Linked DNA regions of Mus musculus: regions 2, 3, 4, 5, 6 and 7 are each linked to region 1. A link is a loop called in an ENCODE intact Hi-C map of the cell type or tissue named here. Cell type or tissue: heart. All regions are shown on one strand. Each heading gives the region's core, and the rest is flanking DNA. Links, peaks and the distances in the headings are about the cores only. Region 1 holds the start of Gm1720 (predicted gene 1720). Region 2 has its middle 57 kb from the start of Gm8817. Region 3 has its middle 24 kb from the start of Tmsb4x. Region 4 has its middle 28 kb from the start of Gm36547. Region 5 has its middle 10 kb from the start of Gm30354. Region 6 holds the start of Tmsb4x (thymosin, beta 4, X chromosome). Region 7 overlaps Gm15232 (predicted gene 15232).

The links. Hi-C counts contacts between places; a loop is a spot of excess contacts. Peaks named below come from ENCODE experiments on the same cell type or tissue, not always from the same donor. Only the 100,000 strongest peaks of a DNase experiment are listed, where the experiment ranks them.
Region 2: a loop joins it to region 1, with 10 times the contacts of the local background. A loop is called at or near these places in 6 of 42 quality-filtered maps.
Region 3: it touches region 1 in a loop (10-fold over the local background); 41 of 42 quality-filtered maps call a loop at or near these places.
Region 4: a loop joins it to region 1, with 2.7 times the contacts of the local background. A loop is called at or near these places in 11 of 42 quality-filtered maps.
Region 5: it touches region 1 in a loop (2.1-fold over the local background); 2 of 42 quality-filtered maps call a loop at or near these places.
Region 6: it touches region 1 in a loop (15-fold over the local background); 7 of 42 quality-filtered maps call a loop at or near these places.
Region 7: it touches region 1 in a loop (4-fold over the local background); 6 of 42 quality-filtered maps call a loop at or near these places.

The regions. Positions count from the first base shown.
Region 1 is chrX:166,658,547-166,663,107 of GRCm38, forward strand. Gm1720 (predicted gene 1720) reads left to right here and starts at 3,479. Exons shown (of 9, transcript NR_046015.1): 1 at 3,479-3,530; 2 at 4,241-4,320. In heart, for the core only: CTCF peaks have their summits at 2,485 (motif pointing right) and 3,123; DNase peaks (open chromatin) are centred at 2,645 and 3,495; H3K4me3 peaks cover 580 bases; H3K27ac peaks cover 1,061 bases.
Region 2 is chrX:167,010,819-167,015,379 of GRCm38, forward strand. No RefSeq gene overlaps it. Among named protein-coding and RNA genes, the nearest start is that of Gm8817, 57 kb to the right of the region's middle. In heart, for the core only: no CTCF peak of the experiment used is centred there; no DNase peak of the experiment used is centred there.
Region 3 is chrX:167,231,220-167,235,780 of GRCm38, forward strand. No RefSeq gene overlaps it. Among named protein-coding and RNA genes, the nearest start is that of Tmsb4x, 24 kb to the left of the region's middle. In heart, for the core only: a CTCF peak has its summit at 2,406 (motif pointing left); a DNase peak (open chromatin) is centred at 2,302; H3K27ac peaks cover 319 bases.
Region 4 is chrX:166,794,272-166,798,832 of GRCm38, forward strand. No RefSeq gene overlaps it. Among named protein-coding and RNA genes, the nearest start is that of Gm36547, 28 kb to the right of the region's middle. In heart, for the core only: a CTCF peak has its summit at 2,308; no DNase peak of the experiment used is centred there.
Region 5 is chrX:166,892,539-166,897,099 of GRCm38, forward strand. No RefSeq gene overlaps it. Among named protein-coding and RNA genes, the nearest start is that of Gm30354, 10 kb to the left of the region's middle. In heart, for the core only: no CTCF peak of the experiment used is centred there; no DNase peak of the experiment used is centred there.
Region 6 is chrX:167,206,683-167,211,243 of GRCm38, forward strand. It overlaps Tmsb4x (thymosin, beta 4, X chromosome), which reads right to left and starts at 2,536. Exons shown (of 3, transcript NM_021278.2): 1 at 2,424-2,536; 2 at 1,255-1,369; 3 at 412-853. The coding sequence starts at 1,354. The coding sequence ends at 819. In heart, for the core only: no CTCF peak of the experiment used is centred there; DNase peaks (open chromatin) are centred at 1,219, 1,909, 2,489 and 3,739; H3K4me3 peaks cover 3,300 bases; H3K27ac peaks cover 2,856 bases.
Region 7 is chrX:167,086,547-167,091,107 of GRCm38, forward strand. It overlaps Gm15232 (predicted gene 15232), which reads right to left. Exons shown (of 4, transcript NR_168066.1): 4 at 1,631-3,326. Among named protein-coding and RNA genes, the nearest start is that of Gm15232, 13 kb to the right of the region's middle. In heart, for the core only: no CTCF peak of the experiment used is centred there; a DNase peak (open chromatin) is centred at 2,495.

The DNA.
Region 1 (4,561 bases), core at 192-4,191:
CTGGTGTGAATCTGCTTTAGGGCTGGGTTTTGTGCCAAACGTCCTTCTCAGACCCTTGTTTCTGTGTTAGAGCTGTGTAACGTCTAGACATTCAAAACTAGCTTGGAAGCAGAAAGACAGTTCTGAAGTGCAGGATCCAAAGTGCACAGTTAAAAGAGAGCGTGAAAACACCAATGGGGACTCCTGTGGCTTTAGCACAAGTGATCTTGGGACAGGATTTCTCCATCTTGGCACTGTCACTATTTAGGACCACTGGTATATTGTAAGATGCGTAGTATCCTCCTTAGCCTGCAACTATTAAATGCCAGCAACAATTTGTTTCCTGGACTGGGACAAGGAAAACCATCTCCATTCATTGCTTGACAGGCAAAAATAATCTCCAATCGAGAATCCCTGATCTGCTTTATGAAAAGTTCTCCCAGAATGGTTCTTCCTTCTCGACTTTGTAGATATGGTTGGTTTGATCAAGGGTTCTCATTCACAGTACTTATTTGACAATTGGGTCTTGGCACAGACACAAAATAGTTTACACATAGTAGAATAGCCAAATTGAAACCTTCACTCCCAGGTAGGTGAAGGAGACTCCAGAGACTGGGGAACCTAAGGAAATTTACAAGGCTCAGGAAGCTCATAAAACTTACCAAGCATGAAAAGTTAGAAAATTCACACGGCCATTCTCCAAAGTTATAAAAGCAGGGGGCAGTTGCTGGGGTAGGGTTGGGTATAGCTGCCTGCATGGATCTCCAGGGATGTAGCTTTCTTGATTCATTGTCTATACTGGAATGTGATTTTTGATGACAGATTTGTCTTTGAGTCATCCCTGCACCTGTAATTAACCCTAGTCAACATATTAGTTTACCATGCTAGATTCTTGGATGGAATTGTTCCCTTGGTCTGTCACTGGTGCCCTGAGATGAATATATACTTGTCCCCATTTCCCTAGGAGAAGTTAAACATCACAGACAGGGTCCTCTGAGGAGCAAAATTGCCTCGTGTTCAGAACCACTACCCCAGAGCAGTGATCACATGCATGTGCATGCTAATTATGATGGCACATAAAGGGAAGAGAGGGAAACAGACAACCAGAAGGGGATTTCAGAGGAAACCCTTCTTGACTATTTCAAAATTGAAGGTTCAACACTGCAGTTTGTTTTATTAGCAGTAAGCGAATCTATATTAGGGTAAGGAATTTGGTTACAGTAGCATAAATGTGGCACTGAGACCGTGATTTTGCCTTCTGCTTGACCTCTCACCGTCCCACTGGATTGCCATATCACTTCTTCTGTAGGGTCTTTCAGAGTTACTTCTTCCTTGTCTTGCCCATGACTACCAGTATAGTTCAAGTGTCTACAACCTAGCCCTTTCTAGGAAGTCTTCTGGTGACATTCATTCCCTCCTCTTCTCTTCTCTTCTCTTCTCTTCTCTTCTCTTCTCTTCTCTTCTCTTCTCTTCTCTTCTCTTCTCTTCTCTTCTCTCCTCTCCTCTCCTCTCCTCTCCTCTCCTCTCCTCTCCTCTCCTCTCCTCTCCTCTCCTCTCCTCTCCTCTCCTCTCCTCTCCTCTCCCCTCCTCTTTGTGGTCCTTATCTGTGACCCCCAGCCCAGTAACTCAAACTCCACCTTTCTCTATTCTCCTCAGTAATTGGTTGTAGACATTTTTATTTAACCAAGTTTTAAATTGGGGAGCAAGGTTTGTATACCAAAAGCTGGTGTCTTTGACTTTGTCTTGGGGCAACCAGATCTTGGGGTAGAGAATTAAGCATCTGAATACATAGCAGCACCAGACCAACCCTCAACACCAAGGGATTAAAACCATGTCACTTATGGCCTTTTATTATGTGGCCATTTCCATCACCCAATCATTAATTATAACTATGATTTAAGTGTGAGTTGCAAATTGCATTTGGAATTAGCTCCTAAGGCAAGTGAATGTCTGGGTCAAACTCATACATGTCCCTAAGGTAGCATATTGAGTTACATAACGGATTTTTCATAACAGTGGGTCACATGTGCTTATCTTTAATTCTTATCTTCATAAAGCATTTCTAAGCTAAGCCATTTGGTTTTATGAGGAAATAAATGAGGAAAGCATATTTTCTTTCCCAAAGAAACAAATTGAGGTATGTACTCAGAGTGCCTTCCTGGGGAAAAGATAGGGAAATTTAATGGAGGTTCTGGCTAGGCCACAGTCCCACTGAAAGAAAACGCTGTTTCTCAACAATCGTTCAATCTCTAGTCTTGGACATGGACACCTTGCAGAACCTCTCCTATGGTTCTCTCAGCAGCCACATGAAATGGCCTTCAAGTGACTCCCCAGTCATCCCTCAGGCCTCTCTCACACGACACAGAACACAACCTGGTTAATACAGTCTACACCCAGGGTGTCTTTCTTATTTAGTGCAGACAATATGTCCTAAATCTGTTCTACATGAAGTGTGACGGCTGTCTTTGAAATCAAAACCAGAAAATCTCAAGCGACAGCAGAGGGCGCTCTTCCCTCTACCAGTGAATTACCAGGCTCGTCCCTCGGAGGAGAGATTTTGTTTTGTTTTTCTGGGATCCTGGAGCTGACAATGGACACACATTCCAGCACGAGACGACACACCCAAGACTTCCAGAGCCTCCTGGCTTCACTTTGCTTCTCGTTGTCAGCACTGGGCTACCTTAGATTTGGAGAAAACCAGCGTAAAAAAAAATAAAGGGTTGCGGGGAGCCACCTTGAGCTCTGCAGGGTACAGGATCCCTGGATTGTCTCTCTACAGCTTTAGGCATTTCGTCTAGGGTGAGCAGCCCGGCCTCTCTGCGGAGGCCTCGCCTGCACGGTGGAGATCAGCAGGGTTCTGCTTCAGTTCTGCCCTCCTAATGGGAAACTGTCTTGCTCAGACATGCTTACTCTTCTTTCTCACCGCACCACTACTTTTTTGTTGGGGGTGGGGTGGAACCGACAGGGTCCCTGCTGTCAGCGGTACACAATGAATGTCACACAGCACATGCTGGAGCAAGGCTTGTGAAGTACTAGCCCAGAGGATTATGGGTGAATAAAACCCACATAATATCCTTTGTAAAAACAGCTGGCTTAGCAGTAACTGCTAACTGCAGACAACCAGCAGTACCGCTAGAAGGCAAGTGGGAGACATCATTGCAGGAAAATGGAAGAGTCTAGGTATTTTCCTCAAGGACCTATAAAAAGCCATGGGCCTGGAAATATCTAATTCGGGAAATCAGACAGTTTTCTATATTTGTTCTCGATAAACTGTCCTCTTCCTTGATCGAGTTCCCTTTATTTTTGTCAGCTATTGTGGTTTCGATGTGGACTTTTCACTCTTCTCTGGTCCTCCTACGAAGAGGGCCACAGCATTCCCAAATAAGGCAATGGGTTCCTGCCTGTCACTGCATGTGGTCATGGCTGGGCTATGTGTGAAGGGAGCCAAGGAAACGGCAAAACCCCAGCCTTGTTTGGAAAGTCTCCTGCTTTCCGCCCAGAGAAACGTGAGGAAGGCTGTTGGTGACTCACCCCCTGGAAGTGAGCAGAGGGTGAATTTCAGCTTTTATGTCTTTCAGCCTACAGGGTTAGTGTGAGGGCTCTCAGCCAGGGCAGGGCATACATTTACCATCAATCATCTTAAACTCTTTCTTTGATTTGGAGAGACAACATATGGGAACTGTCATCTGTCACCATTTTCTTCTCTTGAACTGCCTACCAGTCTCTATTTTTTTTAAGTAGTGATATCATCTGTTAACGTGGATACAATATGCAGGAGTGGTGGCCAGGTCCTATGAGAAGACGGTCCTTTTGATCTCTATCCTTAAAAAGTTTACTTAAAAACAATACTATCCCTTCCCTCAAAGCTCTTGCTACAAACTTGTTCTGATCCTGGCTGGTAGCTGGTGACATGGAGGCTCTTAGGAGCAGTTGCGAGACAGAATGGTTGTTGTATTGCGGCTATATGTGTGTGCTACATAGATCTAAGCAGGTACCTGGACACTGAAGAAGCAAGTCAGGGAAAAGGCTGTGCCATAACAGGCTAAGTGGGATTTGAAAACCAAAGCTAAAATGAACATTGGGCTCTGAATGGATTGTTCACACGAATGAGGCTTAACTCAAACATCTTTTCTCCCATGTGTATGCAAGTGCGCATGTGCATATGTGTATGAAGCTGGAGGTCAGAAAATAATTTCAAAGGTACATTAGGCGTTAGGTGCCTTCTGCCTTTTGTTGAAGATCAGCTATCTCACTGTTCTAGAACTTCATCAAGCCGACTAGGTTAGCTGGCCAGTGTGCTCCAAGGATCTGCTTGTCATCTTGTCATTGTTGGGCTTACAGGTAAGGACCACCATGCCCAGTTTTTTACAAGGGCTCTTGGGGTCTGAATTCAGGTCGGCATGCTTGCGAGGCAAGTGCTTTAACAACTGAGTCATCTACCAGCTCTCTCTTCAACTCCTTCTAAAAAATTATTGATTATTTTCTTTTCTGCCTCTGAGTGTTTTGCCTGCAGCATGTTCATGCAGTGCCCACAGAGGCCAGAAGAAGGTATTACACTCCCCAGGACTGGAGTTACAGATGT
Region 2 (4,561 bases), core at 349-4,348, 350 kb after region 1:
TTTTGTGAAATGTCTCCTCAGGTCTGTTGCTTGGTTCTGTTTGTTTGTTTTTAGTTTATTTTTAATTTTACTGATCATGAAAAGATGCTCTTACTCACCCACCCACCCTGAATTCTAGTTTTACTGCCATGTAGAAAATTCTTAAAAACTTAGTGTGCTCAGGAGGATGAGACAGAGAATAACTATAAATTCAAAGGTAGCTTGGGGTACATTGTGAGATCGTGCCTCAAAACACCAACCAATCAACTTCATACTTTAAAGGAACAAAACGCATTCATTCTACCTTATATTTTTTTCTCTGAGTCATGAATTTGGGAATGGTTGATCAGGTCAGTATTATACTCAGTAGATTGGAGTCACTTATCAGTTAGAGCTTTACAAGGGCTAGTGGGGCGGGGGAGATCCACTTTCACTATGACTTACTAACATGACTCCTAAATTGATGCTGGCTCTTGGTTCAAAGCCTGGATTCCCTCCTCATGTGGTTCCCTTCACTGTGTAAGAGTTCACATGACGCAGCAGCAAACTTCTTTAAGAGTGATTAATCTACATGACCAGGGGAGTTAAGCTAGTGCTTTTTAAATGGTAGCCAAGAAAGTCACATTCCTTCACTTCAGTTGGCTACAGACTCCAATTCAACGTGGGAATCAGCATCATTGGAGGAGATATTTTGGAAGCCATTTCCAGGGCCATCCACCACATAAGCCCCTTGACATATCAGATTATTTTGGATTTGAGAAGGAACAAAGGAAAAGAAAAAGAAATCCTTTGAGATGCGCCCCTTTTTTCTTTTTTATGCTGAAATGTCTTCCCTTCTCTCCTGATTACGTAGCCATCCCTCCAGGCTTACTTCAAGGTCTTCCTGTGACTTATGTTTATTTGCCTAGAGATCCAGGATGGCATGAGACCCTGCCAATTGCTATGATTTTTCAGGGTCTCCAGAGGTTGCTGGTCTCCTGTATAGTATTCTATTCTCCTGAGCCATACCTTCTACTTTTTAGTTCTCTCTTTCTATTTGGAGGCAGGATTGGATGGGACTCAGACTGACCTTGAACTCCCCGTTTAGTCAAGGTTGGCTTTGGGCTTCTGATTTTTCTGATCCTCCTGAATCACCTCATCTAGTGCTGGGATCAAACCAAGGCTTTCCTCCATGTTAGGCAAGGTCTCTGCCTACTGTGCTACCAGCCACGTTGGAGTTAACATTCTAATCCTCTCTTGAAGCAAACTTGTTTGGGAGGGTGTGATGGTGTGATTCTATGTGAGTCATTTACCCTTTAGTTATTGAAGGGTCATCTAAGAGATGGCTTTCAGGTTAGGGAGAGGTACTGGGCACCTGCACAGATAAGGAAAGGAGCAATTTCTCAGCCTGATAAGGAGAACTGGCAAAGAGGCTGGGAAAGAGGAGTGGCAAGAGAAGTACTTCAGGAACAAAATTGAAGGGTGCTTAAATTTTAACTACCCACTCCCCTACTTAGTTCTAACTACAAAGTGAGCACCAGAGAAAGAGTGCTTAAAATTTGCACTTTGGACACTTCATACAGGCCTGGCTAATGTCCATATGGTCACAATACCAATCCTGAAGCTAATGACTGGAGGTGGAGGCCTCCTCAACTGTTCACAGGCATCCCTTGAATATGTTCTCATTGTGGAGCACTTTGCTTACAGAACTGGTTTTTATCTCTTTTAAATGTTTGAATGGTGCTGGGGATGGCTACCTTTAGGATCACTCATGCTGAGCAGAGCACATGCTTTCCCCACTGAACCAAATTCACGGCTCCTTTTCACATCATTATTTTGTACAACCTTTGCAAAACAAGTATTGTATCCAGCTAAGGAAGGCAAAGCTTGATAAAGCTACAAACCTTGTGCAAACCCACACTGTTAGGAAGAGGTTAGAAATCTGAGCTGGACATGGAGTAAGTATATGCGTTCCCATCCTTCCTCTTTCCTCCTTCCCCCTTCCTCCCATCTTTCCTCTTTCTCCTCCCCACTCAAGACAGAGTTTCCTATGGGTCTAGAGTATGCCAGCACTTTGGAAGAGGGTATAGGAGTATCAGGATTTCAAAACCATCTTGACAAGATCATGATTTCAAGGCCAACCTGGGCTACATGAAGTCCTGTCTCAAACAAAACAAGCAAATGACCAGGTTGGCTTCATTCCCACACCCACTCTCTCTCTTATTATGCTGTATATGTCTGCAATAAGATGGAAATTGACAGCTATGGGTGTGGTGTAACTTGAGGCTGTTCGAGCAGAGGTTTATTATGTTAGCACTGACCTGCAATAACCCATGTTATGCAAACATAGTCATACGACTCTTCAAGTGAGTTGTAGACATTCAAATGTTCACAGAAAACAGCCTGGGCAGAGGTGGCTGGTAAATGTCACCACAAATGACCAAATACAGTGGACAGAACTCCTAGAGATGAAGCCGAATAGATCTGTGTCAACGAGAGCTGCCAAACAGCCTCATTTCTAGGCCAGTGAGGCAGTTTCTTCTTTGACTGTTTTTGTTTTGTTTCTTGTTTTTTTGTTTTTTGGGTTTTTTTTTTTTTAGTGAAAATGATAGGTTATATTCATTTTTATGGTTTTGCATATGAGAAGGTAATTTTATTTATAACGAGATTTCTGATTGCCTGTAAATTTTTTTTAGAGCCCCAAGAGCTATAGTTTGCAATAAAATGAACACCAGTTTTCAGTGGAATCGCTGTAGTTTGCTTTTAAAGTAAATTGGATGAAAATGTAAATCAAGTACTGGCAATTTTATATGTCCAAAGCTCACAGTGTGATCAAAAGCATGTGGACCTGAGTTAAATCCCTAGAACTCCTCCCTCCCTACACACACACACACACACACACACACACACACACACACCACAACATACAGTCTGAGTTTGATGATGATGTACACATGTGTTTACAGTGCTGGAGATGTGGAGGCAAGGAGGTCTGCTGAGCTTACCAGTCAGCCTACTTGACAAGTTTTAAGGCAGTTGTAAAGTACAGGAGAACGCCAGGGCCAAGAAGTGGGAGTGGGTGGATGGGGGAGCGGGTGGGGGACTTTTGGGATAGCATTGGAAATGTAAATGAAATATATACCTAATAATAAAATAAAATATAAAAAAAGAAGAAAGAGAGTGGGTGGAGGAAGGAAGGAAAACAAAATAAAAGAAAAAGAAAACAGAAGAAACGACAGTAAGAAAGGTAGATAGTTCTGAGAGACAGCACTCAAGGTTGGCCTTTGTCCTTCCACATACATGTGCCCACCCACATATAAGCACAAAAATAAAACACATACATAAATGGATGAGGCTGAATTTCAGTAAGAGTTCATTTATGAAAATCGTAGATGGCTGAGAGTGGCTTAAATACACCTTTGATCTTAGAAGCATCATTCAAGTGTGACTGTTTTGAATTTTGTGTACTTTTTGTTTTGTGGTGTTCACCAGAGATTTTTTTTTCTTTTTCTTTTTCTCTTTTTAGAATTGTTGAAATGCTAAAGTGGTCTTAAGAAACAAGAAGAAAAAGAGGAGGAAGGAAGGTGAAGGCAGGGAGGAGTTATCCTAGCTGGTTCAAAGCTTCACTGAAGGGCAGAAACAATGTTTTGGCCACAATACATGCAATTTAAAGGGCCAGCTGTTTTCACTCGCATAGCTAGATGGAAGAGCCAGCCAGTCCCCTAACAAGTTCCAAGCTTCAGTTTGGTATTTCAAAAATAGAACTCATTCCTGGAACATCTCTATCGTTAAGCATTTGGAGGAGTTGTTAAATAAATGTCACAGGCCAAATATGTCACATGTCCAATGCTATTATTGGGTAAAATATGAAAACCTTTGATTTATGTGTAGAAGAACTCAATTTTGTACATGCAAATAAGAACATTGTGTATGGGGGAGAAATGTTGAGAGATTAACCCAGTGAAGGAACAATATAGCTGTAACTGAATGTAGTAGAGAACACTAGAGTACGTACATTGATTCATGCTGGCCCTGTATTACTGTCATAGTTCTGGGCCTTTTTTAATTATTGAACTGTAGCTATATTTCTTGGCCTATGTGGCAGTTCCTTCCTTATCTATAAAATAAAGAGGGTAGATGATCTCATAGGGTTGCAAAGAGAGTATTCCGGGGACCAGAATGGTAACAGAAGGATGGAAACACAGAGTAAAAGAGTAGGCATTAAGGTGTTTGTCCTATAGTCTCCTCTTATTCTGCCTTTTAGAAAAAGACAAGGCATAATCAGTATTTTCACAGTGCATCATAGGTCTGATAGATTATTAAGCTGCGGTCCTGAGATTTGGTATGGCTACTTTCTAGTTACTGTGACAAAATACCTGAACTTAAGAAATGGGCAGCACTATTAGGAGGTGTGCCCTTGTTGGAATAGGTGTGGCCTTGTTGGAGGAAGTATGTCACTGTGGGGGTAGGCTTTGAGGTCTCCTATGCTCAAATTTCATGCAATATGTGATTTCAGACTCCTCCTAGCTGCCTTCAGATCAAGATGTAAATTCTTGGCTCCTCCAGCACAATGTCTGCCTGGATGTTCCAATGTTTCTCGCCA
Region 3 (4,561 bases), core at 252-4,251, 570 kb after region 1:
CCAATTGGGAGAATTTAGAGGTATAAGCCACCAGGCCTGGCGTGTCACCCTAGCAGCAGGAAGCAGAAACTCAGTGAGTTGATTGTGCCCTACAGCTGTCACATGACAGACACAGAGCAACGCGACTCACTTTCACTTCCCGTGAGAATGAATGTGAACTGTCCCAGTGGCCCTGCCCCTTCTTAGCAGCACGTGGGAACAACTGGTGGCCACGTATTCTGTGGCAGGACTAAAAAGCCTGCTCGAACACCTATTGTTTCTTTTCCCTATGTCTTAGAAGTAAGCTGAGCACAGGTTTTGTCACATTAGATAAATGAGAAAAGTAAGGAAGTAAGCAACTTGTCTAAAGGCCAGATCCAGGTAGGAGCTTTACAGAAACAAAGATGCCTGCAGCACCGTCCATGTCTCTTTGCATTCCGACATCCACTTCTCCCTTCCTGCAGAAAAATGCTAACAAACGCATAGCTGGTCTCTGTGGGGAGGGCTGCTTCCGCCAGACAGTCTTGCTTTTCCCTGCAGATCCCAGGATGCCTTGCAGGAAGGGCTGCAGTAGCCCCCTACCCTCCCCAAAAGAAATGATTTCGTGTTCTTCTGCTTTAAGAGGTCGGCACTGGAGGCCCTGCCTCACTGTTGCTAATGTCAGCTTCCAGTCACCCCTTCATTTATTCCATAAGCATACATTCCAAATCTAGTAATTTTGCTGTGAGCTTGAGAAGGAGGAAGTGCGAAGGTGGAGAGAGATGAAAAAAAAAAAAAAAGACCTACAAAGGTATTCATTTTATCCGTAGGGATTATGGAAAAGACTGAAAAGTGTTCAGAGAGTCGCAATCACAGAAGTGCTGAAAGCCAGGTATGGGAGCCAAGGAAGGCAGCAAAAGCCGAGCTTGGGCAAGAAAGAGACTGTCCTCTCACGAGGGGGCACGTGCGCTGAGAAAATTGGCAAGCACTGCAAAGGGCTTCTCCCCACCCCACAAGTCAGTCACTGTCACTTCTCAGCGCACCTCAGGTTTAGCCCTCCTTTAAGAAAAGCCTCAGGAATGTTTTTTCTTCCTTGATAGTAGAGGTGAACAAAGTGAAGCTTTGAGGCGGTGACGAGCTCTGTAAATAAGCTCACCCAGCTTTTGAGCGGGGCGGCCAGGCCATGTTGTCAGCTCAGTGTATTGGCAACTAGCTTTGGGCTCCTTCTCCCACACCCTCACAGTCATGCCCGACTCTTCCACCTCTAAGGGCTACAGTTAGTCTAACTACCCAAGAGAACTGTTGGACTTAACAGCAAGTTCAACTACAGCCGCCACATTATTAGTAGTGGAGGGGCAATGGCGCTGTCATTGTGGCCAGAGGCTCACCTGGGTCACTGCTGAGCTAAATGGAGCGTGAAGTCCAGGCAGAGCATGAAGAACCACGGATTCTCCACCTGCAGCTGTAGAGGGTTAAAGAGCTTGGATGTAAACAAATGGCCAGGTCCTACAAAAGTACCACCACCACGGACTTCCTCTTAGATGACCTGCAGATATTTAAAGACAAGCCAGACACAAGTGCTTCTTTCAGAAAGGGACAAAGCAAATAATCAAGTTGACCTTTTGGGAACAGTGTTAATTGTGGCAGTTTAGGAGGAGGCAGAAATCAACTTTGTATAGTAATAGGCCTTCTATTCTTCTACCCTTGCCTCATTAAGGTTTGCATATTATTTTAAATGTGCCCGAGGTGTAAAGAGTCTAAAGTGGTTAAAGGGTGAGGTGATTTAATGAACCCAGGAACCAATCCAGAAGGCCTGGAACCACTCTGGGCCTTTTAAGAACTCCATCCATCCCAGGGGGAGAACTAATATCAAGTGAGTGACTTAAAGCTCCACAAAGCCTGGCTTGGCTTAGGGACTGAGTTTCATGGAGCCCAGGTGAGAGTCATTCCTGTACCGTGAATTCACCTAACCCTTGCTCTGCACTTCCATTTCTTAGGCACTCTAGGTGTGCTGGAGCAAAGCAGTGTGCTGTATCCAGATACCTTGGGGGCCCTGGCTTCACAGTGAGGCCCCAGGGTTCCAGGTGGGTGTTGCAGAGAACAAAGGTTCCCCACACTAAGAAAACCAGTTCTCCCAGCCTCCCAGCCGCAGCAAGTGACATCACTGGGAGCCAATAGAAAATTTGCACTGGAGTTTACTTGTTAAGGTCTGAATTGGATCCACGTAGACGGCTTATCTGACTGTGTAGGGCGAGGTTCCCGAACACTACCCTGTTTAGGAGTGCTCTCTGATACAGTGGGAATGTGGCTTTTAACCTTTTTTTTTTTTTTTTCCTGGCAGATTTCAGGCAGGTGAGGGGCCAGGTTTCAAAATCAACAATGAAGATACCACACCCTGAACGCCTGGCTAGCCCAAAGCTAGAGCACTAGGCGGACCTTTACTGCCATCTGCTGGCAGTCCTTGGTATCGATTCATAAGAGTGGCTAGGTTCCTCTGAAAAACAAAGCCTGACTAAGTTAGGCTCCTTATTTTACCTTAGTCTCCGTAGACAAATTGAGCTCCTTCAACTATATCAAAATGAGGTAGCCATGAGAGAAAGACACTCCTGATCTGATCTGATGGCAGTGTACCTTGTCTTTGGTCTTTTTGTTTGACTCAGGATGGCCTTTTTACCTTACTCTGACGATGACCTTGAGCTCTTGATCCTCCTGCCTCTACCTCCACCCCTTGCTGCCAAGTGCTGGTATGATTGGTCTGTGCCACATCTAGTTTATGTGTAGGGATGGGACATGGGTCTTTGTGCATTCTAGGCAGGCCTCTACCGACTGAGCTAGGACCTTTTATTTTTATAAAGCCCCATCATCCATGGGAAAATATAGGTATGTGGTAAATTTGAGGATGCCCTTGACTGAGTCCTGAGTCTGAGATGTTGATCACCTCACACTTTTCACTGCAGATGTGATCTTTACAAAGGCTTTCATGATGCTTCTAGGATTCTCAGTTCACGTGTGGGTGACCGTTTCTTTGAGCACAAATGGGATCCCCTGACTGGGTGTGAATACAGCATTCACCAAGGTCAATCCAAAGTAGTAGAAATTGCATCTCCAGAAGCATTCACTTCTCAGCACCAGCAACTTTCTCCTTTTCTCCCCTAGGCAAAGCAGTTGCTTTGGTGGAGGCACATAGCCCCTTAATTTTGCAAGTTTTAAGGCTAAAGCCAGCCACTCTCAAATCATAGCCGTCGGACCCATACTTCCACACTAAGAATTTAGTATATGTTTTCCTTCTATGTAATGTATATAAGCTGCAAAAGGGAGGGCCCTACTGGCCTGCAGCAGCAAGACTCAAATGCTGTGGAAAATCCCAAAATGTATAGGACAGATCCTTCTAATCCCTAATAAAGAGTAATGTCATCCAAGATCTTAGCAGTGCCACAGTGAGAAAATCTCACTTTCTAACACCCCAAAACCACCATGCCAGTGCTTATGACCCTGAACTTGTCTACTTCTACAACTGAGGCTTCCCTATGGCCTCTACATCCATGTGCACACATGTACACACATATGTGCAACTGTGCATTCATGTCTATGCACACTTATGTACTTGGTGCCTACAGAGGGCATCGGATCCACTGGAACTGGAGTCACAGATGGCTGCAAGCTGCCATCTGCATGCAAGGAATGGAACCCTGGTCATCTTCAAGAGCAGCAAATACTCTTAATCACTGAGCCACTCTCTAGCCCCTTTTATTTATACTTACTAGACAGTTAATGATGGCCATCTCCATCTACAGGTAGACACGTGTACACGTGACTATTGGTATATACATATGCATATTTAATGTTGTTTTCCAATGTAAATAATATCTCCAGAGTAGCCAACTTTGGTTGGATAAGCTTTGCTGTTTTGAAGGTAGAAATTCTTTCAAGATCAGAAAGTAATTGTTTCAATTATACCCACGGGATTTAATGCCTTTGAAAGTACAATATTCCCTATTAAGTCACCAGACATTTCCTTCAGTCGCAGCAGAGGATAACCTAGTCCATGGAGGGACTATTTTCAGTTGTGTCAAGTACTGAGCTTCTCTTGTCTATGACTAACGATGTTACTGAAGGAGACATTATCCTCTTCCCCCGATATCAAAGAAGAATCTATCATGGTTACTTTTTCTTTGTTCTTGACTTCGGCAGTATGATCCGTCTTGTTGTCAACTGTCTCTTTGGAATAATGTCACCTCTGGAAAACTAGCACATTCTGATCAAGAAGAAGACCAACGGTATATGAACAGCTCAAGAAATATGGTTTGAGGGTCCCCCCCCCCGTCTTAAAAACATAAGAATCTGTGGCAGAATAGTGACTGTCACCATACACTTGGGAACACTTTCAAGGGCTTACCAGGCTAGGAGGATCTCCATCAGGCCTTTAAATCTGCATTTTGGAAGAGAAACCCTTAGTTTCAGTACACACATTACAAGCAAAAAAATTATAATCCACAGACAAATGTTTAGGAAAGCTGTATAATCCAGCTCTGTTGGGAGGGGGTGTCACAGTGCATATTAGAGCTATTTGACAAGCAAATACTTCCCAAGTGTGTTGCCCTGA
Region 4 (4,561 bases), core at 147-4,146, 140 kb after region 1:
TGGACATTTGGTTGTGTAGGAAGATTAATTATAAATGGACCTTTTCTGATTCAAATTATACTTCATCAAAGTGCTATTGTTTAAGCTTGTTCCCCAAAGTTCACTTGCTAAAATCTAATCTCTAATACAACAGTGATGAGAGGTGGGACCTTTCAAAGATGATTAGGTAATAAGGGTAAGGATTAACACCATCATTGCGGGAGTAGTTTAGCAATTCTGCAATACATTCCTGATAAAAGGCAGAAATTTCCTCCTCCCTTCCCCCTTCCCTCTTCTTCTCCTCTTCCTTTCTCATTTCTCATCTTTCCATCCCTATCACTCTCCCTTCACTTGTCCTTTTATCTTCTAATGTGTGATTCTGCTTCCAGGTACTAGTACCATGCTTTCAGATCTCCATGCCTTTAGAACCATGGGGCAAATCCATTTCTGTCAATTAAAAGTCATCTAGTCTGTAGTATTCTATTGTGGCAGTAAAAATGGCCTGAAGCAGACTTTATGAGATAATACAGTAAGCATGCATAGAAAGATAAAGCATCACAAACACAAGTGGGGGGACAGGTTAAAATGAAAGCTTAGGGTTTTGAACTGTACTCTGCGAATGTACATGCATCCTGTGACGTTTTATCCCAATACTCCTTGAGTCAGATGCTCTCAGGGTCCAACCTGTGGGCAGATGATGAGTAAGTGATAATGATGACTACTGTATTCTGAATTGGAGATAAACACTAGTTCATGTGGCTCTACAATGCTGGAACACTGTGTAACAGCTCAGATGCCCTTTTTTGCCTCTCATCCCAGGTTTGGTCCTTGCTCTAGGGAAGCATAGCCCTATGCTTTACTTTGACCTATGTTGATTTCATGGATCACCTTGCTATGAAATCTCTTGATGGATGCAAGCTCCCAAACCATTCTTCTCCCACTGGAATGACCAAAAGGCCATAGAATAAGTGGGGGCGATTGTTGATTATTCTGGAAAGGCTTCTTCAGAATTATGCATTTGTAGCCGGTCTAGTTTTTCCCCTCTATTTTTTAAAGGCCCAGATTCTGGGTGATGGCAATCTGCATCTACAAGGGGATTATGCAGTATGGTCACTTCATTAATATCGGTGGCATTTTAGTGTCAGTATGCTTGGTACTCCTCAAAATGAGGTAGGAGTGGATATTGTGGGCTCTGGTGACCAGGAGGATTGCAGATACTAATTTGGACAGGTCTCATCAGAACCACCTAGAGCTGGGAAAACTAACCCAGAAATACCACATTGCTCTTCTGTAAGCCTTTTGATTCTTACTTCACTTCTTAGTTTTCTGCTGCTAATTTTCTAGATGCTCCGTGCCCACTGTTGCAAAGCTGTCAAAGATGGCTTAGCTGTTAGTGTGTTCATCCTGTGGCTTAAACCCACCTTCTACTGTGCTCATTGGAGCACATTTCAAAAAGACTAACCCGATGTCTTCAAAAGAAAAAAGTATGAGAAATGTATGCAACTTTACAAAAGCCTCTCAGACTAAGGGGAATATGATTCATCTCAGACAGCCACATTTAAAAAAATTCACCAGATTCATCCACCTCTGCAGTGCCTCACATTCCAGAGTGACAGCTCCCAAGCCTCCATCTTCCAAAAGCTTCCAGAAACTCTTCCCTAAAGCTCACTCCTTCCCACCTCTGCTCTTTTCTTTGGGAAATGTGTCTTTCAGAGCATAGCTTCCTTGCTTTTGCTAACACAAACTAGCCTGGCCTTTCCTCCTCGGGTGTCCTTAGCCACAACTTGAGAATGCCATGTATTTTGTAAGGCAACAGGAAAACAGGAAAGACCCTGAGGCCTCATTACCTCAATATTTACATTCAGTGGAGATTTTTTTTCTGTGAAAGTCTAGATAATAATCATTTTTGCCTTTGCAGTTTTTCCCATCTCTGTTGAAACTCCTGATTTCTGCCATTGATGTACTCAAGGCACCATGGACAATATGTGAACAAATGGCTGTTGTGTTCCAAGAAGATGCTATTGTAAAAACAGACCAATAGGTTCTTCTTTAAAACAATTTTTCCCAACCATGGCTGTCTATCAGTATTATCTGCAGGGCTTTCAAAACCTTCATGGCTAGGCCAGACCCAGACCTATGACATTAGAAGTTTTAGGATGGGACTCTGTCATCAGTATTTGAAACTTTCTTGAGTGAGTCCAAAACCACTTAGGAGCAAGCCAGATGGAAACTGCTCTTGTGTCTTAGTCTGGAGCACTCTGGAGCCATCTGGTCCTAAGTGAGCCACAGATCTGTAGTTACTCACGTGGCCAGATGGGGCCTGCAGTGAGCAGCCTCATCTCTTTACTCCAGGGTACTCCCTGACTATGACCTTTTCCTATGTGTTGGTTAACTTCCCAGTTCCAAGCAAAAAAGCTGCAGTTAGAAATTGAAATTCTTTGGGTGGGGATAAATGACATAGTCTTTTTGGATAAGCTGTTTTTATTTTAACCCATTTTCTCTTAAGTCAGAAATACTAATTTAGTTGATACTCCTTTAGTCTTTTTTAAAATATTTTTCAAGACAGGGCTTCTCTGTGTAGGCCTGGCTGTCCTGGAACTCACTCTGTAGACCAGGCTGGCCTTGAACTCAGAAATCCACCTGCCTCTGCCTCCCAAGTGCTAGGATAAAAGGCGTGCACCACCATGCCCAGCTTACTCTTTTAGTCTTAGGTACTTCATTTAAAGTTGTGATTGTTAACAGAATTGTCTTTCTCTATGAGATGAAAAGTAAAATACCATACAAGGTCACTCCTGTTAGGAGTCCAGAGGACTCTACTTCAGTGCCAAGGGTGGTGGTAGAGACACTAAAAAAGCGTGGACTTTATCCTCCCATCCTCTTGTCAGTGTCTTTTCAGCATCTCTACCATCATCCTTGCTGCTGTGGTGGAGTACTCTGGATTCCTAACAGGAGTGATCTTGTGTAGTCTTGTACTTTTAATCTTGTAGAGAAAGATAATCCAGCTAAGAAAAAAAATCACAATTTTAAATGGAGCTCCTAAGACCAAAACAGTGTTGAGTATATTTTCTGCAAGCAAATCACAAATCTATTGCTTAGTTCATAGCTATGCTTTTCAAATCTTCTTGAACATATCTTTGTCAGTGGAGGACTACTTTAAAGTAATCATTCTCTCTTCAACTAGAGCCAAGGTTGAAGCAGATGAAAATTCTGTCCTTAAGTCATTTGGAACCCAAGTTGTCTGGTGAACATTTAACTTGAAGAGCAACACTGTGCCGAGACAATCTGTCCATGGACAGGACTCCACTGTATTTGATATACTGCTTCCTGACTGTAACCAAAGAAAACCTTCTAGCAGGCCTTGGTTCAGAAATGAGTGGGCTGCATTTCCTTTCTTTGGCAAGCTTGGAACTGCCAGACACTTTGAATTGTCTTCAAAACATGGACCTAATGAGATACGTAGATTTTGATTCCAGCAAACATATCATGTTTGGTATTGAGTTAGGATTATGAGGATCAAGTTGCTAATAAGACCAAGTGCATGTTCCTTGGTCCATATAGCCCATGTTGGTTCAGGACCTGGGCCCAGTCTGTGTCAAACTAGCTCACTGCCTCACACATGCTTTGGTAGCAGCAAACACTACACGCCCTTCTTAGTCCCCACTTGGATAATTCCAGAAAGGTTATATGAGTTTACTGCAGAAGACCCATGGCTGTTAGAGATCCCTGTTAAAAAAAAGAAAGCCAGTAGAAAGTTGTGTGTCTCTTTTTGTTGACAAAAGAAGGTTCAAAGAGTTTCACATGGAAAAGAGGAGTCTTTGGATTTTCTGTCCTTTTTGTGATAGCACTGGGAAAAGACAAGGCCATATGCTAGGTTGATAAGGTCTAAGTTATGTGAGTGAGGAAATTCCTATTATCTTGATAAAGTGTTAGTTATTAATACCAAATGGGGCACAGCTTCTGGAAGAGATTGGGAGGATAGAGTCCACCCCCTTTCAGTGTCTCTCACACCACCCTTGGCACTGCTGTGCTTGGATTCCTAACGGAAGTGATCTTGTGTGGGCTCTTACTTCCGCTGGGTCCTGTGCAGTGGATAGATCTTACTGCAAGGTAGAGAATGTGAACTGAAGTCTCCAGGGGACAGCTGTGTGAAGATTCTACAATGCTGACTAAGTCTTCAGTGATTGTGGAGAGCTGGAATGTTGCATGTTTGGAGCCAAATTACCTTGCAATCTCTTTAGTACCTTTAGTAGCACTTTATTGCCTAGTGCTGTGTTTGAGCTAATGCCCTTGTGACTATCAAGTAAAATCCTTTTTTGGAATATACAAACGGATCCCTTCCCTTCTAAAAATGTTGTTGGATAAGAAACAACCTATGCGATACCTATAGTGGAGAATTCCCTGCTTTGCTGTAACTGCCTATTCATCAATGTATTTTACAAATAACATCCTTGTTTCCCTACTAGGAAACTTCATCCAACTGTTCTTCATGTTGTGGTTGACTCCCAACTATAACATTATTTTTGTTGCTACTTCATAACTGTAATTTTGCTACTATTATGAACCGAAATATAAATACCTATGC
Region 5 (4,561 bases), core at 357-4,356, 230 kb after region 1:
AAACTGCAGCAATACATGGAGCCTCAGCTTCATGACATTCTCTATTTCTAAAATTGTTTAATTCCTAATTAGTAGATTTAAGAACATGAAGTAAATTCAAGAAGAGTCAAGTGGTTTTCCTCTTCACATGCATACATACTTGCTATAGAATAGAGCACATTTGGATTGGCCTCTTGGTTTCATAGTGATCAGCACAGATAAGACTCAGAAGAATGGGACAATGTATTACCTGCAGCAGGTAAAGAGCAATGTAGACAAGGTAACTTAAAGTGCCATTCTCCTGCAGTAACAATGACAAAGAGGCTTCTATTAGGGAAATTTGCACATGTTCATCTAAGAAAGGCTGATCATCAAGTGAAATAACACACTCAGTTCAAGGTGATACATCTCACGTCAAAAAGATGCAAACTGAAGACCTCAGGATGAAGAATTTAATGCTACAATGGACAACATTACCCTAAAAGAATGAATCTATGGCCCAAGATTTGTGCTAATCCTTATGGCCTTTCAAGAGACCTCTGCTGAAACAAACCACTACAAAATCATGTAATAATTACAAAGGGCAATGCTTTCTCATGAATATAGGAGGATGTCCCTAAAAATGCCTGCCTAGCAAATAACAGTTGGCTAAACAAGTTCACCTTAAGGTTAAGAATCAGTTGTTTTTCAGTACTTTTCCCTTGGCAGTAGATGTTTGTTCTTAAAGTATATAAATCATGCAAAGTTGGACAAAATTTAGTTCCTTTCCTGAGCAAAATATACAAATTTATCCAGAAAGGTAAAAGAACAATATCTACCTTCCAAGAGCTAACTATAGGAAGATACTGATTAAATTCAATGAATAAAGGACTTCTGAAAACAAAGTATAATTATATCTTATTTTAATGAAGAAAGAGGGAGAGAGACAGAGAGAGAGACAGAGAGAGAGAGAACACATGTGTTCTGTAGATTGAAGTCAGAGTCAGAGGACACATTTTTGAAATCCAGTTTTTTCTTACCATATCAGCCTCAAGAACTGAACTCAAGTTGGGAGATTGACAGCAGCAGATGCCTTCGCCTGCTGAGACATCTCATTAGCCCCAATTTGTAACAATTTGTAATTATAAAATAGCATATACATGTGACTTACTTTTTAAAAAAACCTCCTTTATTCAGTGTTGGTTATATGATGATGTACTTTGACTACACTTGAACTTGGCTAGAGAGATGGCTCAGCTGCTAAGAACACTTACTGCTCTTCCAGAGGACTCAAGTTCCAAGCTCAGTTTCATATAGCCATGCAGAATGGCTCAAAACTTCAGTTCCAGGGGATCCAATGTCCACTACTGGCTTCCATGATAAATCAATTATAGTTTTCCCTGTTTCTTTGGGTCCTCATTTCTGAAGGCTCCCATGTCATGTAACACATAATAAATAAATGTGCATACTTATCTCCTAGTATTCTTTTTTTTTATCATGTATTAGCAGTATTATAAAATCTACCCAGTCAAACTGTGGTTCAGAGTCAAGTAGCATTAATATCACTTGTTGGCAATTCAATTTGAGAGCTTTACTTCAGATTTATGGTTTAAGATTGTACATTTCAACGTCACTGATGGGAAATGTGTGTAGTGTATATGTTAATTCTAAAAAGTACTATTTTGAAATATTTTCTATGTTCCAGACCTAACATCTTAGGAACTGAGTATTTCAGAATAACTAAAACCCATAAATTAAAGCCTCTCTCTCTCTCTCTCTCTCTCTCTCTCTTAACAGCTGTCAGCTCCTGGAGTGAGTTGATTTAGGACTACATTGATGGAGTGCTTTGTATGCACAAAATGAACCCCTAAAGACAGGATCTAGAGGAAAACATAAAATTAAGAAAATGATTAAAAATCTTTGTGTATGTAAAGAGCAAGCTGTGTTCTTCCCCCAAGCAGAGAACAGTCTGTGCTTTGCCCCCAAATGACTCCATTTTACAAACTGGCAGTTTATCCTCAGCTACTCCATTTTAAGTACAAATGCCAAGGTAGAATCACTTGGTACTTTATTTGGGCAAGAAGATGTCACAGATGCTGGCCACATACAACCTATTGCAAAGAAAAACACTCCACTGTACACTGTATTGTCTGGCAGTAAGTCATAAACTGATCAATAACTTGCCCTTTTCTTACATTTATATTTATATTTATGTTTATTTTATTTATTTGTGTGTGTGTGTGTGTGTGTGTGTGTGTGTGTGTGTGTGTGTGCCAGAAGTATGCTCATATTACATCATGAAAGTGGAGGTCAGCAGTCAGTTCATCATGTGGGTTCAGGGAATTGAACTCAGGTCCACAGGCTTGGCAGATAGAGCAGTTTCCCACTGAGCTGTCTCACTGGCCTCCTAAGTAATTTATTCTTGTTAGAAAAAAAAACACCTGTGAATTTATCTAATTAAGTTAGAAATAAATGGACACTTGAACTTTTCAAAACCAAATCAGAGAAGCCAGGATATGAATATGTCACCCACTTGCCTGAGAGACACTTTAAGACTGACTTAGTTGTACACACTGACAGGTCATCTTAGCTAAGTTTTGGGTGTACATGCCAGATATCAAACTTCTCACTCTGTCTTTGGGCTTTAGATTGGCATGATTACCCTGTCTGAGGTGGCCCAATTTCAGACTACAAGCTGTCAAGACCCTGCCATTGACAGCTCTGTGCCTAGAAAGCTCCTTGTCTCTATGTGGAGTTTGCTAGTCCCTATCTGACACTTGTTCTGGCTTCCCATTTGTGCAGCTCTTTACATTTGCTCTGGGTCAGGCCTCTTTAAAAGAATGTGGCTATTGCCCCACAGTCCTTTTTGTTTGTTTCTGGCTGTCTGCAGATCCTCATGTGCCATGGAATGTGGGACCTGAGATTCCGGCTGGAGTGAAGCCCACAGACGACTGCAGCTTTCAACATCTTATCAGAGAAGCTTTGTGGACAGCACTTAACACAGAAACTACCAGATGGTCAAAGTTCAGAGAAGATGTGTCTGCCAAGTGTTCAGCTATGAAGGAGACATCTATATCACATGCATTCCCCAAGGCAAATCAAGGATGAAGGCACAGAAAGGCTGTAAGAGCCAAACATTGGGGAGAACTGGGCTAAAACAAGTGTTTTCTGTATGTGCTAAGGCTGCTGTCCTCATCGATTCAAGCAATTTCATGTTGTCTGTACAAGAACAAGCCAGTCAACAGCATGGCTAGGGGATGGGCACGTGACCCCTGACCGCTGGCTGAGGAGCTTATGACAGTTGGTAGCTGTTAAGGGAGAATCTGTTTAATTTATGGGTGTAGTCCGCGGTTGGTTGCCAATGCTTCAGCAGGTTGTCCAACACACATATGTAAATGGTGCAGCACTAGTTGAACTCAGTGGATTATGAAAGGAGGAGCAGCAATCTGGAGGGAAATGGGAGGATCCAGGAGGAGGAGTTGGGGCATTGAATATTATTGAAATACATTGTATGCACATATGATATCAGATAGTACCTGAAACCAATAGCGGTTTCAGCATTTGTTCTACCCCAACCATGTGTGGGTCTCAGTAATTACCTATCTATTCCCCACTTTGCACCAGAGTCTCATGTATCCCATGTTGGTCTCTAGTCTCAAAATCACTGTGTATCCAAGGCTGACCGGCAACTTCAGATCCTCCTTCCTCATCTTTCTGAGTGATTACAAGCCTTTATCACCATGCTTGGTTGTATGTGATGATCTACAGTTTTTTTAGTCTCATAATTGCCCCTCTTTAAAATTTAAAATACTCACAGAAGAGAATTAGGCATTGTGGGTCAATGGGCTATGCATAGACAGCCTGGTCTCCAGTCGAGTTGAGGTCTTGAACCCCGGTGGGACCCGGTGGGTGATAATTTCCACCTACATGGGATGGAAAGCATTAGATCATGTCTCCTGAACCCCTGGAACCTATCAAAGTTACTGCCCCCACAGCCCCCACAGGAGAGGCATGTGACTATCAGTCATGTAGACAATGTCCCAAGCTTCTGGCATTCTGGCTAGACTCCTCCCCACAGTTACCTAGCAACAGCAAGATAGCTAAGCCCACTATAAGAGGGACTGCTTGGCCCCACCTCTCTCTCTCTAAGCTTTTACCTCTCTTACTCTCTAGCCTCCCTTCTCTCTCTCTCTCCCTCCTTCTCTCGGCGTAGCCATGGCCAGCCTCTTCTTCTCTCTCTCTACCTTCTCTCTTTCCCCTGCCTTTCTACAATAAAGCTCTAAAACCATAGACTGTGTCTGATCTTGAAAGCCCACCATGCTTGGACAATGGGATAGGCTTTCTCCTAACGAGCTGAGCCATGTCTAACCTCCCTTCAGAATGCCTTCCTACACTGCAGCCACAGACCAGACTAAGGACTCTCACCTGCATAGGAGCCACCCAGTGCCCCCCTTTCCCCCTGCTCTCTCCAGCCTTCCTCCCTGGGGGCCAAGTGCCGCACCGGGGCCCCTATTCTGTTTTCAGCTACTCCGAAGTATCTAGCATGGGATGCCGGAGGCTGAGAACCTGGTACCTGGGACTGCCCCTTGTCCAACACCCGCCG
Region 6 (4,561 bases), core at 158-4,157, 550 kb after region 1:
TTCATGTTGATACCTAATGCTAGTGTACCAAACCAACACCCTTTGCGTTGAGTGATATGTAATAAATTCAATGTTGGCTTTCCAAAACTCCTGAAAGGCTCTAACTACACGTGAGTTCCTCCCCCCTACCCCTTCATTCCACAGCCCCCTTCTTCCAACCATGGTGGCTATACCAATTTCAAATATTTTCATTAACTCTTCCATGTAACCCATGAGGAACTCTTATGATGACCTCCCAATCATTTGCTATAGACAGGGTATTTCACAGACCTGGACTAAGCCAGAGCTGTTAGGCCAAGGCAGTTTACGTTTGTCTCTTCTATGTCCCAGTGACCAAGAGGCAAGGCAGTTTTGCAAGGGTTTTATCACTCATTTAACTACTCCTTCCAGTCACCAAGCAGACACACCAATCAGGTTTTAAAACTTTATTTGCATATTAAAAAAATTGTGCATTCCAATAATTAAAATTGTTTGAACAAAAAAAAATGGCACTCTGATTAAACTGCATTTTACATCCTGCAGGACATCTTTGACCATCTTGAATTTTCCTCTCTATTTCATCATCTCCCACCCAGCTTTTTCCTTCACCAACATGCAAGTTCTTTTCCCTCTCTGCTAGCCAGACCATCAGATGGGTGGGAGAGGCAGGGGAGGCCTTCCTGCTCAGTAGTTCTGATTCTTTGATGTGAAAGGGGCAGCACAGTCATTTAAACTTGATCCAACCTCTTTGCATCTTACAAAGTTAAACAGCTAAAAGAAGTAAAATAAGAAGGCAATGCTCGTGGAATGTACAGTGCATATTGGCGGCGCTCGCCTCATTACGATTCGCCAGCTTGCTTCTCTTGTTCAATTGCTGTGAAGAAAAGAAAAAAAAAAGGAGACTTAGAGCATTCTATAAAATGACATGATTTCCATTTAAAAACCCTATAAAAATTCTAGAAAGACACATAGCAGCCTCGCTAAGCAAGACATGCTAAACAGAAGTACAGTTACCCAATAAATGTATATGCACAATATGGAATATGAAATATTCCATTATTAAATCACTAGAGCCCGGCGCTTGTTGACTGCAAAACAGTTTTTAATTAACCTTTGCAGGCCATATTCATCATCATCAAACTGTCGACTCCTCCCCCGCAGCCCCCCCCCCCATCCTCCCTGCTGCCCCTCCCTTCCTCCTCCCGGCCGCTGCTCCCCGCTCTGCTCTGCTCCCGCCCAGCCCGTTCTGAAAATGGGTGGGGGCGAACAGCTTACTTTCTTTTGAAGGCAGAGGATTTTTCTCTTGCGTTTCTGTTTTCTTCAACTTCGACTTATCGAATTTCTCGATCTCAGCCATATCGGGTTTGTCAGACATGGTTGCTGGAAGGAGCTGCAGGTACAAAAGCCAAGACCAGAGCTAAGAAAGAGCCACCCACCCTCGCCTCTCCCAGTTCCAAAAGCACACCCCCACCCCGCCGGAAAGCCCAAAGCCTGAAATCCTACTGCCTCTCCCTCTGTGTGCTTTCCTTGTCGAGTCCTCTCTAAAGATCTTCCTCTTTCTATAGGAAAAAAATCTTCCCCCTTAATATTCCCAAAGGGAAGATTCAAAGAACGAAGGTGGAAATAGTCAAAGGTGAGTATTCCCGTATAATAAAATTCACCATTGCGGAATGTTAACATTGCAGCTTTGAAAAAATTAAAGTCTGGATAGATCGAAGCCATTTCCAGTTTAAGTGGGGGAAAGTCTAGTAAAATCTCTTAAAAAGGAGCCAAGGTCGCAATACGCATCTCCGTTTTCTAGAAGGGCTTGCTCTCCAAAAGATGCCAGGCGGTCCAGCTTTCTCCTCCTCACAAAGGCGGGGGAGCTGACGCCGCCAGCTGCCGACCACCGCCCTACTCGCTTCCTCTCCTCTCTCTAGTCCAACAATGCTGCCTTGGCACACAAAACTGCCTCCCCACTTCTCGCAAAAGCATCTTGATCTGCATACAGGGGCCTTTTGACGGCCTTTGCATACATTCGTCTGCAAGGGCTTCCGAATTTTCACGCTAAAGGCCGGGAAGGTTAAACCCGCCACAGATAACAGCCCTCGAAGCCATTAGGCGATTAAGGGGAGCACAGAGCGTTTGAACAAAGGATCTTTCTAATTCTGATTAATTACAGCTAGCTAGGCAAGGGAAAATATTTCGGAGAGAGGGTCGAGGAGAAAAAAAAAACAATTCCCCTCTAAGCTGCGCAACAGAATGCCCAATTTTATGGGGTTTTCTCTTTCTTAATCAAGTTCCCCTTCCCGTTACTCGGCATCTGGAAGAGTTTAGCATCCCCCCCCCCCAATTCCCCGAAACTACCATGCCTTGGACTTGGCTTTAAGGACGAGGAGGATGAGGGGCAAGTGCCTGCGCTGGACAGGCAGGGAAGGACAGAAGGAAGGGGCCCTGGGGCTCACCCGAGCGAGCTGCGCGAACGAGGAGAGTCTGATCTGCTCAGAAGCCGCTGCGGATTGTCGGGAGGGGCGCGGCGAACGCCGCTTTATGTGTGCTTCTATGCAAATGAGGTGATGTCACTCGTAGTCCGGCTTAACTCCTTCGCGCCGCATCTCCGGAAGGGCGTTCGGAGGCTGTCAGACCCCCTCCCAACCCCCACATCCCCATTCACCAGCGCCTTTGAACCACATCGATGGCGGAACTAGAAAAGGAACAAACGCCTTCAAAATGCTTTCCCCCCCATTTGACGTCTATTTTATTATCATGAACTTTTGCAGCAGCCGCCCAAACCTGTTCTTAAGGTTCAATGCGTGATAACTAATGGCCTGAGTGGCACCTAAGGGGACAGGCTTTTCTTTACTTTGAAACCGGCTTTGTCTGCAGCCAACGCCCCCAAGATAGGGTGAGGTGTCCCTCATACAAGAGCTGCTGGGGTCTGATTCCAATGACTCAGCTTTCAGACCAGTGGACAGCCCCACCCGGCCCTCTTTGTCTCCCTCGCTTGTCTCCCCCTTGATTTGAGAGGGCGATAAAGGATCCTTGAGTGGATTTTTAAAAGAAAAGTTTTAGCGCCGCAGCATTTGTATTGTTTGCTATAATTTCCGTGAGCAATCGAGTCAAGTGCCTAACATTTGCTAGGTGTAAGGGGGCTTCAGAGAGAACACAGCCGGCCCCTTCAAAATTAAGTCAAAGTCAACTTCTGTTACTGACTGACAATAAGGAAGTTCATTTTCCTTTTCTTATTTTCATCAATTAAAAGTGATTGCTAATGGGAGCCAAGGATTCCCAAAGACCACAAGTCCATCAGCTCTATTATCTGAGGATTGAAGCTGAAGCGCGAACTAGCTTTTGAAGGGAAGGTTTTCCCTGCAACACATGTGGACGATTCAGGTAGAGATGTGCCGGTTTCAAAATGGCACCTGAGTCCGTAAGTCGCAGGGACCCACTTGCTACTAAAAAGTAATTACAGATACCAAGCTTGTGCCTGCAAGTGGCAGGTGGTTGGAGGTAGCTCCGTAGGATATTTTTAAAAGGGCATCGCTGGGATTATATCTGAGACACAGAGAACTATAAAACATTCCTTCTCCTTTTCTGTGCCCTGGAGGGATGTTTCCAGAAAGCCTTTGCTAAGCATTTTTATGGCAGAGGCTTTGCCTCTCTGGTAATGTCAAGTGTTATTAGGGACCCTAAACTGCCGCTGCTGGAGCAGCTTGGACTTCCCCATTTCTTCATCTACTTCCCTTTTACTTGGGAGGAAGGAGATGGGGGTAGGGAGGAGCAGGTGACCCATGTGGTTCCCCAGTTAATGCTCTACTTGGGAGACTGCCTTTCTGCCCTTTGGATGGGGCCCTAGACCTGTTTGAGCGCGCATTAGATGTCACTTCTCTGGTAACACATCCTCTCTCTCCCCATGTCCACTTGGAGGGAGTTCACTGCATTGTTGAAACACAGAACACATCTTGCAGGGTGCATTTCTGACTTCTGCTTGGCAGCTGCAGTTACACTGACACCATTTCGGTGGGTCATTGGATTCCAGTGTCCCTTCCTTCACTCAGCTGTCACCGTGTACGTGTCTTCCTATGACAAAGGAATGCTATCGCCTTGACCCTGGTTGCCTGTTTGCCTTAGGAAAGATTAGCCCTTACAGAAGTTATGCGGCCAGAGGAGACTGAAGAGTGGAATCTGTAAACATCTAGAATTTTCTACTTTCGTAACAGCGTAGCAGGCAGATTATTTTAGCTGCTGACTGAAAAAGAGCAGGCAGCCTGTAAGAGAGGAAGCAACTTGCCCTGGGAACTGAGTCCTCTGTAAACGGGCTTCCCTTGCCCACTGGGCAGAAAAATAGAAAAGAAAGGGTGATCCGGATAAAATGAAATGCAAATAAGAGGGTTTGTCTTAAAAGTGTCCGGGTCCTCCTGTCGATCATTCTTCTCTTAACTCTTCTCTGTAAAGTGGACAAGTGGTGATAAGGAACTGTAGGAGTTGTGGGAAGATCAAGTTCTTGGGACAATGGCGAGCACTGTGTTCTCTTCTTATTTAAAATAGAAAGTTGAGAAGAAAAGAATAAATGTGTTCTTGTTTGCCATTAACAAAAACCTCA
Region 7 (4,561 bases), core at 304-4,303, 430 kb after region 1:
TGGAGGTCAACCCGATCAACATAGCAACTTCTAGGACAGCTAGGAGTGCATAGAGAAACCCTGTCTATAAATAAATGAAGAAATGAAGAAATGAAGAAAGAAAGAAAGAAAAAGAAAGAAAGAAAGGAAGGAAGGAAGGAAGGAAGGAAGGAAGAAAGAAAGAAAGAAAGAAAGAAAGAAAGAAAGAAAGAAAGAAAGAAAGAAAGAAAGAAAGAAAGAAAAAAAAGAAAGAAAGAAAGAAAAAAAGAAGGAAGGAAAGAAAGTAACTGATATGTTGACTGGCACATGCAAACATCATGACGGCTAGCTTTAGAACATTTTCTTCACTCCAACGGAAACCTATAGCTGTTAGTAGTCACCATGCCCTCAGTCCCTATTAAACACCAAGGTACTTTCTGGTTCTGGTTTCAGCTTTTCTAGACATTTCTAATAAAGAAAATCATACAATTTTGTGGTCTTCTGTGACAGGCTACTTTCACCTAGACAAAGGCTTTCAAAGTTAACCCAAGTAATAATGTAATTAGTACTTCCTTTTAAAAGCTGAATATTAATGACTCCACTCTATTATCTATCCCATTGTATGTGCTGTTCACCTGTTAATAACAGGGGTTGTTTCCTCGTTGTGATGGATAATGTTAATTTATAACGCAACACAATCTAGATTCACTGGGAGACGGAGTGCCTAGGTGTGCTTGTGATCTCGAGGACATTAATTGCTGTGGGAAGACCCAGTTTAACTATAGGCGGGGCTATTCCCTGGGCAAGGGATCCTGGATTCTAGAAACAAAGAAAGCAAGCTGGGCAGGGTGCATCTCTCGCTCTGCTTTCTGATTGTGAATGTAGTGTGACCAGCTGCTTTATATTCCTCTCATCTTGACTTTCCACTGTGACAGCCAGTACTCTTGAACTGTGGGCCAGAATAAGCCCCTTCCCCCTTCAATACCCGTCTTGGCTATGACAAATAATACCACTGTGACCATTTGTATGGATGTTCCTGTGCATGTTTTCCTTTCTCTCGGGTATGACTCCCAGGAGAGGATTTGCTGAGCTAAATTACAGGCAACCCGTTTTAGAAAGTGACTCTACGCTTTTATATTCCTAGCAACAGTGTGTGAAAAGTAGGCACAGTGTGGTTCATGCCTCTACTCCTAACACTGAGGAAACTGAGATAAGATTTTCACTGAATTCCAGGCTAGCCCGGACTACATAATGAGATCAAGGTTGGCCTGGGCTACATAATAAGATAGAAAATTAAAAAGGAATAGCAAACACAAAGCAATAACAAATGGTGTATTTGAATTGCTGTTTGTCACCCTCACCAACACTGGTTTTTGTGCTTTGTTTAAATGAGATTTGCTGTTATGGGTGTGGTTTTTATTTGCATTTCCCTAATGACTCATTATGCTGAACAACTTCTCATGTGGGTATTAACTACTTGAAAAGCTACTTTGGAGAGATATCTTTTTAAAGTCTTATTCCCTCTTAATTTCTTTGTTTTTTTTTGTTGTTGTTGTTTGTTTGTTTGTTTGTTTTTTTCTTTTTTTAAGACATGGTTTCCCTATGTAGCCCAGGCTGGCCTGGAACTTGTTATTTTCACTCAGCCTCCCAAGAACTGTATTATTGCTTCATGTATCTTTCTTATTTATTAATTTATTGATGTATTCATTCATTGTCAGGTCTCAGGAATCTCAGGCTGGCTTCAAATTCCATATATAACCAACATCAGCCATGAACTTCTAATCCTCTTCCCTGTTCCCAAGGGCTAATATACAGCACCACATGCAGTTTGATGCTGTCATAGGGATCAAACCCAGGGATTCACACATGCCAAGCAAGCACTCTGCCAACCAGGCTGTTAATCCATTGCAAACCCCTCATCACCTTGCCTGGTGACTTCCATATCTATCTTTTCAGCTTTTTACTTAAAGCCTCAGCTTTCTACCCCCTACAAATTTGGAAGTTTCATGAGGTGCTAAATACCCAGTACCCAACAAGGGATCTGGAAAACGGTAGACAGCCCATCAATGCCATGACTAATTGCATTATCTGCATCCTTACTGTGTAAATGCAGCCTTCAGAAATAACAGGAGAGTCATGCTTCTATATATAGCTCTGTTTCTTCTGAGCTCACTGAATCTCTGTACAATCAGCTTCGACTTCTAATAGCATCTCACTTGGGTGTAACAAGCACTCCATTTGATATTTGGATGTTCAGTTTGTTTTGATGGTGCTAGTATAAGAAATACTAAGTATGAGCCTTTTCTAATCAAATAGTATAAAGTTTGTGTTTTAAGACAAGGAATTCAAATATATATATAAATCTTCTGTACCTTGTATGACTTTTATGTAAAAGTTTTAATCCCCCTCCTGTCCAGCAAAATCTTTGTTCATATGAAAGCTCCCAGCTACATTCCAGGAATTTGGTGGCCTGAAGCAGTGACCCTTTTCCCTTTAGAACAACAGCCCTTTCCCCCTCCCTCCTTCATTTCCTCTGCACAAATTCTTTTCAGACTAGCCAATCAAATAAGACTCCGAGGTCAGACCTCAGCCAAGGAGGAAATGACACAGATACCACCTGTGTTAGAATAAAACCAAGTGTACTTCCTGTCTCTGTGTGTTCATTCCTCTGAGCACAACCTATTGATCAAGAGTGAAATTTGCCTTGTTCCACAACCGTCTCTTTCTTTTTGACTGTGAAATGTGTTTTTAACCCTGAGGTGGGAACTCGGGGCCTCTAGCATGTTAGTTAGGCAGGCATTCTACCATCTAACCACCCCTGCTCTAAAAAGTCTCTTTCTAGTTTCAGTATCAAAAGATTGGGTTGAGATGAACTGGTGAAACTTAGCTCCATAAACTTGGATGTGTTTGTTGTCCCTGTGATCCTTTTACCCATCCCTATGCTGCTTAATTCTCTGATATGCCACAATACATCAGAGTTGAAGGAAAGGGGAGAGGGGAGTGACTGTGTTCTAAAAACATGTTCTTTCAGAGTAATGTGAGAGAGGGTGGAGACTGAATGATCTTTGCTTGGCTTGAGCTTGACAAGTCTATCCCACAGCACTTTACAAATTAGTCCTGAAGCTTAATCAAATAAAAACAACTGTGCACAATATTGCCCTTTCAAAAAAGAGTTCGTCTGAACTATTTACACAGTGATCAAAAAAAGTTATAAAAGAATGCTTTGGGTTTTCATGTTGAAAATCAGACCTCACGCCCATTGGGTCTTCTTCTTCTTCTTCTTCTTCTTCTTCTTCTTCTTCTTCTTCTTCTTCTTCTTCTTCTTCTTCTTCTTGCTTGACTGCATGAGCACTTCAAGATCTATGAGACTGGATCAGCAAGATGTGTAAGCAAACCTCATGATTTGAGTTCAATCCCCAGGACCCATACAGTAGAAAGAGCGAACCAACTCAAGTTGTCCTCTGTTCTCTATAAGCACACTGCTGGGGTTCAACAACAGCACACACAATTAATTAATTAATGCCAGTTTTTTTTAAAGCCCCAATTAGGTCATCTCAAAGGAAAATCAACTTCGTAAAAATCAAGAATTCAGTGAACAAAGTGGGAAATAAGTACTGACTAAGAGAATCTATGTCCACTAATATCCACTACTATTTGATTAACATATATTTTATTATAATCATGATGATGATAATTTTTCATGTTTGCTTTAGGTTCATGAGTGTTTTGCCTACATGTATGTCTGTATACAACATGTTGTGTCCCACAGAAGTCAACAGAAGTCAAATCTCCTAAAACACAGTTGTAGATGATAGTGAACCATCTAGTGGGTGCTGGGACTCTACCTCAGGTCCTGGGGAACAACAGGAAATACTCTCAACACTGAGCTGTCCTTTTTTATTTTTCATCATAGCTGTTTTAGGCCAGGTACCCCAGGCTTGTCTTGAACTCTTTATGAACACAAGGGTGATCTTATGTTCCAATGGCAAAGATTCCTTCAAGGTTTGATAGCTAGAGATGTACTGAGACAGATTTTAGGTGAAATATTCATGACTCTTGCAGCCCACCATTTGAAGTTGGGTTAGGAGATCAATCAACAATACTAATTCTTTACTTTTAAATAAGTTACAGGTGAGAGGTCTCTGAGATTAAAGCTCACGAGTCTCTGCGTTTAGCACTTTCATAAAAGTAAGATATGAGGTCATAACTTAGGAATCTGGCCTTACTAGCAATTCCTTACCTCAGGGTTGCTTCAGGCTAGGATCATAGCACTTTAAGGAAGATACTAAATAGGATATAAGATGTGGCCCATCCCCTCTACTAGGAGAATAGCTTTGTTTCCTTTCTGTTGCTATGATAAAATACCTTATCAGACCAACGTAAAGGAGAAAGGGATTATTAGGTTCACAATTCCAGGTTATCGTACATCATGATTGAGAAGCCAAAGTGGTAGGAGCTTAAATCAGCTGGCCCCATCACGTTCATAACTGGAAAGGAGAGAGTCACGAACACATGCTGTTCCACTTAATGGCTCCATTTTATACAGTCCAGGGCCCCTGTCCATGCAACAGACCTTTCAGCAGTTAAAATAGGTCTTCTTACA